Linked DNA regions of Homo sapiens: region 1 is linked to region 2. A link is a loop called in an ENCODE intact Hi-C map of the cell type or tissue named here. Cell type or tissue: endothelial cell of umbilical vein. All regions are shown on one strand. Each heading gives the region's core, and the rest is flanking DNA. Links, peaks and the distances in the headings are about the cores only.

Evidence for each region. Hi-C counts contacts between places; a loop is a spot of excess contacts. Peaks named below come from ENCODE experiments on the same cell type or tissue, not always from the same donor. Only the 100,000 strongest peaks of a DNase experiment are listed, where the experiment ranks them.
Region 1: a loop joins it to region 2, with 7 times the contacts of the local background. A loop is called at or near these places in 1 of 110 quality-filtered maps.

What each region holds. Positions count from the first base shown.
Region 1 is chr2:138,347,717-138,350,650 of GRCh38, forward strand. No RefSeq gene overlaps it. Among named protein-coding and RNA genes, the nearest start is that of SPOPL-DT, 150 kb to the right of the region's middle. In endothelial cell of umbilical vein, for the core only: no CTCF peak of the experiment used is centred there; no DNase peak of the experiment used is centred there.
Region 2 is chr2:138,415,834-138,418,767 of GRCh38, forward strand. No RefSeq gene overlaps it. Among named protein-coding and RNA genes, the nearest start is that of SPOPL-DT, 84 kb to the right of the region's middle. In endothelial cell of umbilical vein, for the core only: no CTCF peak of the experiment used is centred there; no DNase peak of the experiment used is centred there; H3K27ac peaks cover 325 bases.

The DNA of each region.
Region 1 (2,934 bases), core at 217-2,716, 68 kb before region 2:
AATGCTAGGGACCAGAAGTGTTTTGGATTTTGGATTTTTTTCAGATTTTGGAATATTAGCATATACATAATGAGATATCTTGGGAATAGGACCCAAATCTAAACACAAAATGTATATATATTTTATATACACCTTACACACAGGGCTTGCAGGTAATTTTATACATTTTTAATAATTGTGTGCATGAAACAATGTTTGTGTACAGTGAACCATCAGAAAGCTAAAGGTGTCACTATCTCCCACCCACGTGGACCATCTGTGGTTGTTTGGCATCATCATCTTTCCTAACTTTAAATTTATATGCTACCGATAAGCAATCATTTTCTTATACTTATTCACACATAAGTATTTAACAGTAAAAAATATGACACACCATTAATACAGTAGAAAGATAATGTGTTCAGGGTAACTAAGCAGCGCCATAGCATCACCACAATACGTGCATCAGCTATTAGATAACAGCAACAACAAACAACGGCAGGCTTTCAGTTTCCACTTATGATGCTGTATTTCAATTAAAAAGGTTATTGTAGGTTATTGTAAACTGTATTTATTTTTATTTATTTTTCTTAGGTGAGAAGAAACATCAGAGGCAGTTGAAGGGCCAGGAAGTGAGTCTTCTAGGGATGAGAAGGTGTTCTGCTGGATGGCTTTTTAAAATGTTTTCTCCACAGTCATCTGCTTCATTTACAATAATTTACAATAATTTTTGTCTTAGAAGTCTCTCTTTGATTTTATAAACTGACATGATTTCTTGTTCTGTTATAAATGCGTGTTGTTCTAGTCCTTCAATAAGACCATCATACATTTTCACCATGTCATCTATAGGCAATTTTTCTGCAGTGTTAATATCTTATCATCACTATTACAGTATCATGATTACCTTGATTCAGAACCATTTCAGCTATTTCACCATCGGTCAATAAAAAAACTAGAGCCTCCTTATCCATGTCAAAAACATTTTTGATATCCACCTCTTCCAGCTTACTGATAGATTCCGAAGATAGCCAGCCTGGGTGACAAGAGCAGAACTCTGTCTCCAAAACAAAATAAAACAAAAAAAGAATTTTCATATTTACTCTTCATTGATCTAAGGATTCCCTGGCAACAGGGCTAAATCAACAAAGTCACATTTGGGTGAAAATATATGATATGAATACTATTTTTGATGAGAATTTCAGCTGGGTCATGACACACAGTTCTCAAAGAATAACAAAATCTTGCAGCCATCATCTAGTCCAGCTTCCTTGCAGTGAGCACAAGCTACTGGTATAAAATATTTGTGAAACCAATCAGAAAATATATCCCCTGAGACCTGCCTTTTTGTTAGCATAACAATGGACTGGTAAGAAATTCCTTTTCTGAAAACAGTGAGGACAAACTTTTGCCTATCACAGCAAGTTTACACTTATGCATGTCTGCTGTATTAGCACATCCCAGCACAATTATTCTGTCTTTGGCATCCTTAATTCCTTTAGGGGCTGTCTCACCTGCTGTAGACCATGTCTTTCTGGGACAATCATGCCAAAACTGTGATGAACTGAAAATTGAAGGGAACTATGTATTATAGAATGTAAAGGGAACGAGTCAGTATTAAGACTTGTTCCAATGTCAGATTTTCATCAGCAATGACCTTGGCAAACTCACCAAGGAATTTCTCTGCTGCTTTCTGATCAGCAGATGCTTTATTACCACAAATCTTTAAAAAGGTAATGGCGTATCTTTAGTTAAGTTTCTGCAACCAGCCTGTTGAATATTCACAGTTCCCTTCAATTTTCAGTTCATCATGATAGATCTTCACTTATTTCATGATAAGCATACCATTAAGTGGCATGTGTTCACTGCTATGTAGATGTATCTCTACACATTTGGGATCTTTACTTTTAACATGGTGCAGCGTATTTCTACTTTTCATTAACTTCTCTTTCACTTGTGGCATCATATCTGCACTCAAAAAGTTTTGAATTTGGGAGCATTTCAGATTTCAGATTTTCATATTAGGTATGCACAAACAAATTAGGTATGCTCAACCTGTACTGAAATAGTTCCAGTGCTTCCCTGAGTTCTTCATTGCACCTTGAAATACCAGAACAGAATGTGGGAGGACAGGGAGCAGGATTTGATTCTGTCCAGTTTTGTAGAAGGAATAACAATCGCTACTACATGCCCAGTAAGCAATGGAAACTCAGTCAAATCATCACCTTCATCTTTCTTTTATTCTTTAAAATGGTCACAGTGGTGCTCAGAGGTGTCTCAAACACAAAATTACTTTTGCTAGACCTTTTTTTTTTCTGTCTTCACAATCTGTACCCATGCTAGCCTTTTTAACATTAACATAGAAGATGAGTTTCCTTCCAGCATACATTTGAAAGCGGGGAATTTTATGTAACCCAAATAAACTTGGAATTTTGTATCTCATTATATTTAAAAAAAAGAGAAAAAAAGAAAAACATACCATCTAGGAATATGAATACATTTTTACAATTGCATTGAGATTCAGAGCGTGCATTTTTAATACTTAATATCTTAAGTTGTTTTCTTCATTTCCACTGAAATAACTCTGCAAGTTCAGTTTATTTTTTAAACCACTTTTTTTTTGCAAATCAGTGGGACAAAATTACCATATCTTTCAGCAATATAAAATAGTTTTATAGCTTAGCACTTGAAAAACAACTCCCATCAATCACTAGCGGTAACTGAGGCACTTCATATACCAAACAACTTAAGCTGAAATTGAAACATCACTGATTGGTGACAAAACAATTTTTGCCTTGTTAGTTTCTGGCATGTCTTCTCATCAATAGGTGTTAAGTCTAAAGTAAAGTCAATCTTTGGCCCTATTTAAAATATTTCTAGGGCCTAGGAGGTGGGTGATGGAAAAATCCTGTACACTTATTAAAAACTACAACTGTGGCTGGGCACAGTGACTCATGC
Region 2 (2,934 bases), core at 156-2,655:
AAAAGTTTTGGATTTTGGAATTTTATATTTGGGATACTCAACCTGTGATGGCTGTAGGCAGGATCCATAGATGAATGCTAAAATTTGTGGGTGGATCTTTATAAGGAAAGAGTATATTTGCTTAGACTTAAAGTATCATGCTCAAAATATTTATCAATTACTGTGGTGGTTTTAACATTTGTTCACAAATTCCTCGTAAGTATTCAGTGAAGAAAGCTTATATCACTAGTAGTAGTCATGTTGATTTCACATACCTCTGATAACATGATATGACGCTATCAGAGAATGTATCACCTCCGTGATATTCTTCTTGCCCCGAACCTCAGTCAAATCATGAGAAAACATTAGAAAACCCCAAGCTGAGGGACCCTCTACAAATACCTGACCAATATTCTTCAAAACTGTCGAAGTAAACAAAGAACAAACAGAGACTGATTAGAGGAGACTATGATGATGTCATGATGACTAATGCAATATCTGATATCCTGGATTTAATTCTGGAGCAGAAAAAAGACATCAGTAGGAAAACTTGTGAAACCTGAATAAAGTCTGCAGTTTAGATAATATAATAGTATGCCAATGTTAAGTCTTGGTTTTAGTAAATATACCATGGTTACATAAAAGACTAATGTTAGGGGAAGCTGGATGAAAGCTATTCAGGCATTCTCTCATCTGCACAATTCTTCTGTAAATATATAATCACTTTAAAATAAAAAGGTTTTTTAAAAAACTGCTGTATATCCTTAATAAATAATAGCTATTATCATAGCTTTCTAAGATGACTCCTCTTCTATTGATTATACAATCCACTTTCCCCTTTTCTGAGAAAAAACTTCCTCCTTGGCCTCCAGATCCCTTTGGTTATAATGGTGAGTTTCCCATAAATCACATTAGTGAATATGGTGCCTCCTACTACATACCTCCTTATGCCCTGCCCTGTCATAGTTGATTGGACCAGGAATGGGGCCCTTGACTGAAACTGAGCCAATGAGCCCCTTTCCCAGGGAATTTCAGATTCCAGATACATCTGTCTGACATCTTGACTAGGGAGATCTATTTAAGAGCTTTTAGAAGCTATTTTCTAATATCTTGCCTGAGAAGCGAAGAAGCAATTCTATAGCAAAGGAGCAGAATAAAACAGACATGCCCTGAGAGGGAGATAAATCGGTAGAGAGAAGACTACCTGGGTCACTGTGGAACTCCAGCCTTTAGTTCTGAATTCTACCTGCTTCCCTGCCCTTAGATTCCACAAAATAACCACTTTCCCTGTTGCTCTTTAGGTATAAACTGGCTAGATTTGGTTTCTGTTAATACAATTAAAAAGTGTTAATATAACCACTTTGTAGCAAATGACTTGCAATGCATCTAGACTCTATTTCCTGTTGTGTTTGCTTTCCAATAATTCAGGTCAGTAATTTTTTAGTCATATTTTATATAAGCTATTTGGTTAAATTACCTCTATGTTTACATGTATACCACACCTTTTCTATTCTGATCATTTGTTTATTCTGTGTTCACTCTCCAAAATGCCTTCATTTTATCTCACGCCCCAATTCTATCTATACTTCAGGGCTTGATTAAAATGTCATCTCTTTCATGCAGACTTCCCTGTCACCCACCCAAAAAGAGAAAGAAAAAAAATCCCATGTCCCCTTATCTGCACCTTTTGTGGCAATTATTTCTTTTTATTTGCATAATTATTTACATATATTTATTTTCTTTCCTCTTAGATATGAAGCTACTTGAGTTCACTATCCCTGTTCTTATTCAGGCACCATTTCAAGAAATATTTATATAATAATGTTAACACATACATTAATTTCAACTGCTTTAAATAAGACAGAAATGCAAGATATTAATAATATTCAACAGCATCTTTTTCCCGTACTTAATAAGAAAAAAAATTTTAAGTAAAGTTATCTCACACATACTTCTAAAAATATATTGGAAAATAGCTTCATCACCCTGGGTTTGGCAAAGATGTCTTTTTTTTTTTTTTTTTTTTTTGAGACGGAATCTTGCTCTGTCACCAGGCTGGAGTGCAGTGGTGCGATCTCAGCTCACTGCAACCTCTGCATCCCAGGTTCAAGCGACTCTCCTGCCTCAGCCTCCCGAGTAGTTGGGACTACAGGAGCGTGCCACCACACCCAGCTAATTTTTGTATTTTTAGTAGAGACGGGGTTTCACCATGTTGGACAGGATGGTCTTGATCTCTTCACCTTGTGATCCACCCACCTGGGCCTCCCAAAATACTGGGATTACAGGCGTGAGCCACCGCGCTTGGCCAGATTTCTTAAACAGGACACACAAAAGTACTAATAAAATAAAAGTGAATACATTACACTATATTAAAATTAAAAATTTCAGTTGATCAAAAAAGTATAATTTAAAAATGCCATTAAGATGGGAGAAAATGTTTGTAATATACATAAAAGACTAAAACCCAGATATTTAAAAATGTACAAATCAATTTTTTATTTAAAAAAGGACACATTCTAATAGAAAAATGCACAAAGACTTGAGCAGGTCCTTCACAGAAAGGGATATCTAGATGGCCATTAAACTTATGAAAATGTGCATGACATCCATAGTCACCAGAGAAATAATGCCTATTAGCCATAGTGAGATACCACTTCACACCTGCCAGAAGAGCTGAAATGAAAAAGATGGAAAAAAACAAGTGTTGACAAAGTGGGTGAGGAAGTAAACCAGGAGGCATTGCTACTATGAGTGTAAGCTGATGCAATTATTTTAGAAACTAGCTCAGTATGATGAACTAAAGCTGAACACAGGCATAATTTATGACCCAGTAGTTCACACCAATGCATGTATACGTGTGTACATCAATAGACATGTATAAGAATGTTGATAGCACCATTATTCATCATAGCCAGAACCTGGCTATGTTCATACAGAAGCACATTATACAACATT